Linked DNA regions of Mus musculus: all the other regions are linked to region 3. A link is a loop called in an ENCODE intact Hi-C map of the cell type or tissue named here. Cell type or tissue: left cerebral cortex. All regions are shown on one strand.

Evidence for each region. Peaks named below come from ENCODE experiments on the same cell type or tissue, not always from the same donor. Only the 100,000 strongest peaks of a DNase experiment are listed, where the experiment ranks them.
Region 1: a loop joins it to region 3, with 3 times the contacts of the local background. A loop is called at or near these places in 7 of 42 quality-filtered maps.
Region 2: a loop joins it to region 3, with 4 times the contacts of the local background. A loop is called at or near these places in 3 of 42 quality-filtered maps.

What each region holds. Positions count from the first base shown.
Region 1 is chr1:164,903,989-164,906,488 of GRCm38, forward strand. No RefSeq gene overlaps it. Among named protein-coding and RNA genes, the nearest start is that of Gm32652, 5.6 kb to the left of the region's middle. In left cerebral cortex, a CTCF peak has its summit at 1,256 (motif pointing left); a DNase peak (open chromatin) is centred at 1,229.
Region 2 is chr1:165,034,646-165,037,145 of GRCm38, forward strand. All of the region lies in intron 5 of Gm51669 (a long non-coding RNA gene), which reads right to left. Among named protein-coding and RNA genes, the nearest start is that of Gm51669, 25 kb to the right of the region's middle. In left cerebral cortex, a CTCF peak has its summit at 1,285 (motif pointing left); DNase peaks (open chromatin) are centred at 1,240, 1,743 and 2,156; H3K27ac peaks cover 960 bases.
Region 3 is chr1:164,688,396-164,690,895 of GRCm38, forward strand. No RefSeq gene overlaps it. Among named protein-coding and RNA genes, the nearest start is that of Dpt, 110 kb to the right of the region's middle. In left cerebral cortex, a CTCF peak has its summit at 1,215; a DNase peak (open chromatin) is centred at 1,137; H3K27ac peaks cover 1,593 bases.

The sequences.
Region 1 (2,500 bases), 220 kb after region 3:
GATTTCTCAGCAGCCTTGGTCTGAATGACCCCTAATTTATACTGCTAGGGAAAAAAACAGAAAACTCAACTCTCAGTTTGAGTCACTAGTACTCTGGACTTACACATAAACCTATCCCTCAATGATAGACCTCTTCAGTATCTAGGGGGAAAACACGTTCAGTCATTCAACACTTGAAGTTATGATAACACAATCAACTAAGCAATTATTCAGACATATTGTCTTTTTCATATTTTTGGAAGGTCAGGTGGTTCTGATTCTCAAACATATGCCCACACATATGTAAGAACAGACATTATTCATACTAGTATGGTTAGCAAGGCAGAATGAGGAACACACACACAGAGTGGTGTCTATATAGATGAGTAAGGTTTAGGCAGTGCAGAATATACCTATCCAAGGAACAAGTTCAAGAATTGTCATTGATTGCTGAAGGATGGATCACTGCATCCTTTGGGATCAACTTGCTAAGAATACACATCACAATTTTAAAATGATTCCTCTTTGTTATACAGTATTTTTTCAGAGATCTGCTCTAATGAAATCGTGTGGGGCAAAGAGTGATACTCAAAACTTTCATTGAAGGACTAGGTAGGGAGATAGTTTCTGCATTTAAGGATTCACTCAATACACACATCTGTCAGAAGTGTGGGACTGGCAGCTAGCTGGCATCCTCCTTCCCCAGGAGTTGGCTTTCATGAAGAAAGAAATAAGAGGATGGGAACAGTATTGAAAAGAGAAGATGGCAGGCTGGGGGCTGGTGAGATGGCTCAGTGGGTAAGAGCACCCGACTGCTCTTCCGAAGGTCCGAAGTTCAAATCCCAGCAACCACATGGTGGCTCACAACCATCTGTAATGATCGACTCCCTCTTCTGGAGTGTCTGAAGACAGCTCAGTGTACTTATATACAATAAAAATAAATAAATCTTTAAAAAAAAAAGAAGAAGAAGATGGCAGGCAGCAAGGCACCTGCCTCCAACCCAGACCATAGTGCAGTCTTCCTACAACAGAGAGAGAATTACCTAGAGTCCAAAGGATTTAGTCCCTATAATAAGGTAGTGTTGCCCAGTGCTCGGGGATGGAAGAAAGGCAGTGTAGAGAAGTCTTCATCTGGAGAATGAAGCTCAGTTTGGTTTAACACTGCTGGATGGAGATATGCATTGGCAACCCTGAGATCTGCAGCTAAGAGAAGATGAAGAGGCCCTGTAGGGAGACAAGCCACAGTGGTGGGCCACAGTTGCAGTGGCAGTGAGCAGGTGCTGCCCCCAAGTGGTTCTGCAGACAGCGGGCATGCTTACAGGGCCAGAAACCTCAACAGGTCACTCCAAAACTGGCTTGGACTTCCTGGTATATAAGTCAAAAGGGATGTGCTGCTAAGGCATATGCAGATGGGGCAAGCCAACTAAATGTTTTGTAACAGATGCTCTAACCTAGGTGCACGATGGGGGTGCGGGGTGGGGGGCTGCTCTGTGAATCACGATTGGCCTCATAATCTGTGCGTCAATTTCCTTCCCTAGTCTCCTCAGCATTCTCCTGTGCCATCATTTCTCACATTTCCAGGGCACAAGTGTCCCTTTGAGTGTAATCAAAAGGTGGTACGTTGTGAGGTTCACGAGGCAGAAGGACCGCAGGCTGCTGTTGCTCTCACAGGAGAATCTACTCACGTGTATGCGTGTCAGTGCAGGACTGCCGTGGGCTTTGACCAGAAGCTCGCAGGTCCAGCAGTCCGCTGTGCTCAGCTAGAGAGGAAGTTTCTGCAGTATTTGTGTATCTTAATTTAAGCTCTTCCTGACCATTGCTCCCGTCATTGTTTATTGTTTGAGAATCTCATACGTGTTTTCTGGTCAAATCCACACTGCCTCCCCTTCTTTCCAGTTCCTCCTCAGTCCCTCAGTTCTGTTCTGTCTCAGCTCCGCACGCTCTTTTCTTAAGCCCACTAAGTCCTCAGTGATACACGGATGTGCACGCGTGTGGATGGAACATGTGTTGCCCCTCTGGGGCTGCATCCCTAAAGAAAACTGTCTCTCCCCCGACTTCCCCCAGCAGCCACTTAGCCAATAGCTCCTCAGTAAGGCTAGGTAGGGTGAGAGACCTCAAGAATTCCTGCCAATGCATGCCAGGAGTTCAGCCATCTTGGTCTTGGCAGGTCTTCTGCATGCAGCCACAATTGATATGAGTTCTTGCTCTCAATGGCACTATCATGTCCTACAACTACTGTTTTGCTACAGGTGTCCATTACCTCTGGTTCTTATCATCTTTATACACACACACCCTTGTGACGTAGCTATTAAATTTGGAGATGAATACTCCATAGTCTCTGTATTTATTCCCTGTGGGTTGACAAGTTCTCCGTATAGTCAACATGTACTGAATAAAGAGTTTCTGAGAGGCTCTATGACCATACCGTTAAGAACTTAGGGAGCAGTTTATTATTATGTCTACTTCAGAGAATAGTATGGGAGGCCAATACAGCTATTGCATAAACGCCCCATCTCTGTGT
Region 2 (2,500 bases), 350 kb after region 3:
CCCCATACACACACACACACACACACACACACACACACACCAGTAATTAATCACAATCAACTGTGGAGCACTGATAAGTGATCTGCCTGAAGCCAAGTGACCTTACCAGCTCCATCACTTCTACTTCAGTGGACACTTCCCCTCACATGGAATTGTTTGGTGACATTCATGGAGCAAAGGGCATCTTTTAATTTGTCCTGAAAGTGAACCTAATATAAGGTGTTTCCCATATCCAACATCTCTCAAATGAAGCCCCATTCTTCTGGGCAAGAAGGGTCTTCCAGGATCTTACCATCCTTGCATCTCCCATCAGGGGACATATCTCACTCAACATGGCACATCAAATCCCAAGTCTCTCACCTTTCTATATGGCCTATGATAAGTATATCATGTTTTTGTTCTGTGTGTGTGATATGTACATCTATGTGTGTATGTGTGTGTTTTATGTATGTCCAGGTGTGTGTGTGTGTCTGTGTGTCTGTGTGTCTGTGTGTCTGTGTGTGTCTGTGCCTGTGTGTGTCTGTGTGTCTGTGTCTGTGTCTGTGTCTGTGTCTGTGTCTGTGTCTGTGTCTGTGTCTGTGTCTGTGTCTGTGTCTGTGTCTGTGTCTGTGTCTGTGTCTGTGTCTGTGTGTGTTTAAGCCAGACATTGGTGCTAAGTATCCTCCTTGATTACTCTCTACCTTATACACTGAGACAAAGTTTCTCACTTGAACCCAGAACTCAACAATTCAACTAGTTTAGTTAGAATTTTTACTCCAGGAATCCTCTTTCTCTGCCTCCCAAGCATCACTGAGGTAGGTAGGTCTCCACACACACACACCCAGTGTTTACATGGATGCTAAGAATCCAAATTCCTCCCATTCTCATCTTTATTCAGCAAGCGCTTTACCTCTGGGCCAGCTCCCAGTTCCCTGTGGCAGTAAACTTACCATACTGAGAGGCCACGTGGCTCTCCTGCATCACAGTCTAAAGCCTAGAAAGGTACAGAAGGTGTCTTTAGCTGAGGACTAATTACCTTTTAGAAACACAGTCACTGTGAGAAGGTCATAGGAAGGGACCACGCCTATCCAAGCTCATCAGTAGCCCAAGCCCAGGTAGGGCCTCTGAGTGTGTTCAGGCCCTAGGATGCTTACATCTGGCCAACAGTTATGAGCAGAGAATTTTTGTCCTGTTCTTCTTGAGTACCTAAAGCCTGCCAAGTCCTTAGAGTGGTTGTGTCCATCCCCTGCTCAGTCTGAAGGCAAGCTGCAGGCAGCCATCTGTTCCAGGAGAAAGAGTGCCACCTGCTGTCTCTGAACCCTCTCTGCCTGAAGCAGATAGATAGATAGATAGATAGATAGATAGATAGATAGATAGATAGATAGATAGATTCAACGCTTACTAGTTGAAAGTTGTAACCTCTCACTTGTTTGCTTTTTTCTTTCTTTCTACTTTATTTTGAGAAAAGGCCCAGTGAACTGCTGGTTCACCTTCAAACTCACGATCCATTTCATGCTGGCTTGGCTAACAGGCATACCCTATGACACCTCTCCACCCCCACTCCCACCCACCCCCAGATAAGGACTTTATTTCCAATCACGTCTAATAAACAGATGAGATGTAGAGTAAATGGTTTTGCAGCCAGTTCGGGTCCCTGGTGTTTCTGGGTGGTCATTTTTTTGAAACAAAAGAAAGCAGATCCAGTTGTGGTCTCTACTTGTCCTTGCTGTTACCCCACCGCTGATAAAGGACCTCGAGAGCAGAGGTGCAACTGATTAGGTTTGGACAGGAAACACATACACACAATGCCTCGATTTCTACCAGAAGAGGCGTCACAGCCCGCAGAGCCTCATGGGACCACTGTAACTCACACTCAATGTCTGTAAGGTGGGAATAATAAAAAGGATTTACTTATGGAAAATCCTCATGTCATTGAGGATTAAATTTCACATGTCATAAGGAAGCTATCTGCTGAACACAACAGCCACTCTTTCTAGAAGCCTCACCTCTACCACAGATCTGTGCTCCTTCCTCACTTGGCCCTCAGTGTTGTAACAGAGCCTACATTTACTGGGAATGGTGATTTAATTAGTTAGGGAAGTGATTTCATAAAGCAAGCTGTTGATGGCAACAGAAGAGAACAGAAAGGAAAAAAGCCCTCAAGGAAATCGACAGGTGCTCAGCTAAAACGCAGGAGTAATGATTTGGAGAAGGAGCCAGGGACTGAGTGCCAGTGGGGGCAGGTTTCCTTTCAAAGCCTGGGAGGCAAGGGAGAATCTCATTATTTCATTTCGGTAGGAAATGGTCATGAGGCAGAACATGGGCTCTGTGTTCTGCTCACAGGTCTTATCCATGCAGCTTTGTCCATGGACATTGGGCCAATTTCCTCTTTGAAAAAGGAAGGCAGAGTTACTGTCCTAGAAGGGTACCAGCTCCAACCCACCCTCCCAGGCTCTTTGCAAGCTCTGCCTGCCAAAGGATGCTTGTCATGTGTACTTTTCCAACCTGCACAGAGCCAGCA
Region 3 (2,500 bases):
AGTTTTTTATTGTCAAGTAAACACAACTACAATCTACTTGGAACAGGGAACTGCAGCTGACCAAATCAGACCGTCCTATGGTCATGTCTATAAGAGGTTGCATGGATTGATTGATGCAGAAGGGCCCACAGTCCATTCTCGATGGCACCATCCTTGGGCAGGTGGACCTGGGTTGTATTAGAAAGCCAACTTAGCCTGAGTCAGAGAGAACCAGGGGGTAGTGTTTTCCTCAAGTTTCTGTTTCCATTTCTGACCATAGTTGGGTGCTGAACTATGACGTGGAAGTAGAAGCTGAAATAAATCTTTTTCTCCTCTAAGTTGCTTTTGATTATGGTGTTTATCACAGCAACAGAAATCCATCTAGGACAATGATATATGGTGACTTGGAAGACCTGGAAGGAAGTGGGGGAGTTGAACAAGTGAGGGGGAGACTAGGAAAGGAGGAGGGACAGTCCTCCACTCAGAACTCAAACTTGAATGGAGGCTGGACCTTGGAGCTGGAAGGACATTATTTGAGCAAGAGCAAATGGCTCTGAGCCCAATGTCAGTAAACATAATTCCTGTGCATATCAAATGAGGTCTCTTTAATCAAAATCAAAGGGTTATGTATTGATCAGGTGACAGAAATGTGACCAGACAGGCATCTAGCCCGGCATGTCTTCTTGGAGCCATCAGTTGTCATTAGCCATCAGTTGTCATTGCTTGCAGTGACTTTGTGAAGATTGATTGTCATGGATAGTGGGAACTGACTGTGTTTGTTGTCCTGGGGTCAGGCAAAACTGTATACTCAATGTTAGGCGTTGTGGTAGAGGTGAGCAATAGTGTGATCAGAGCGAGACACAGTTAATGCTTTCAAGACTACAGGTCTTGGGAAGTACAGATACCCATTGTCTCCTCACAGAAGTGATGCCTGAGAAGAAAGGGAATTATGACATGTTGGGGGAGGATGTAACAGAAGGAATAATCTACAGAGAGGTACGATTATTCTCCCATGTACAGGGGACAGAAAGGCACAGAATGACAAAGTAATTTGTCCCAGATTCCCTCCTCCCACTGGGTACAACTGCTTCTGGGGGTGGAAAAATGTTAGGAGGTTGGAAGGCAGGAGCGATGAGTAATCTCAATATAAAAGGAATCTTGATTTTATTGAGATTCATTTAAATACCGTGGTAGAGAAATGCAGAGTGTCAGCAGCCCCTGCCAGTACAGACAGATGATGAGCCTGCCTTCCATCGGAGGCAGCAACAGAGATGAGGGAGTATATTTTCTAAGCACACCATCATTTGCAGGTTTTCAGTAAATCTCACCAAGAGAACGCTATGCAAATTCATCTTAGTCTAAAACCAGGAATTCCATAGAGAAAGCTTTTCCTTCTTTTATCTATTCTTACTTCAGCTGGGCTGTGTTTTTCCCCAGGTCCATGGTTTCTGCAACTGAGCTCTGTCCAATTTTATGATGAGGTTTGGTGTCAATGGCTTTTAGTTAACAAGAGTAAGAGATAACATGGGAGAAAGGCAAGTCATAGATAGTTTCCTCTCTTATTCTTGAGTTCTAGAGATTCACTTTGTTCTCAGTAATGGCTAACAAGTCCTCAGGGATTTTGGCCCCATGTGCACTAGGAATGGAATAATCTATAGAGAACACTCACGTAAGACCAATGACACCCCTCTTTGGCTAAAAGGAAGTGGTATTTCCCACAGCCAAAGTAGAAAGTACAAGCAAAGAGAAGGATCAAGAGTTCTTCTGGGATGGGGAGAGGAGAGGAGCCTTTGTTGGGTGGAGACCTTAGTGAACAGCCTAACAAAGCAGCCCTGTTTCCACACCAAGAAGGACCACTTGAGCTCAGGTACTTGAACCAGGTTTGGATTCTCATCGCCTCTCTTCTGCTGTTTCTGCTGGGGTCCTTCAGACCCAGCTATTGTGTATGTGATGCTGGCCTTCCTCCCTGCACTTCTTCACAGTACAGCAGTCCCTGAAGTGGATGGAAATGCATAGCAATGGGTTTTCTGATAGGAACAGACTCTTGAGAAAGAAAATGATTTGTTCAAGGCTCTCCATCCAATGAGCAGCATGGTTGTGACTTAAAGTAACAGTTAAAAAGTGACATAAAAGATAGAAAAAAATGGGAAAAAAACCTTTTTTCTGAAGCACTGATATTCCCTTGTACTGAAAGATTGATCAGTTTCTCTAGAAACTCATAATTTAAAACTCAGTATCTGAGAAATCAAAAACAGCTAATTAAATCCAACGGAAAGAACAAATAAAAATAAATGTTGGGATTCAACAATAGGATTGAACCATTTGATTAAAAAAAAAAAACTTCCATTCCCCTAAGTCAATATAGTTTCTAACTAACTAAATACATATCCTTATACCCATGGGCAAGTGTAGTTCTCATTCGTCATCAAAGAAGCTCCCTTTTGCAACAGATAGAGACTATTGCAGAGATCTGAAACTGGTTGAAATTCAGAGAATAAGTGACCACTGGGTGTTCAGCCAT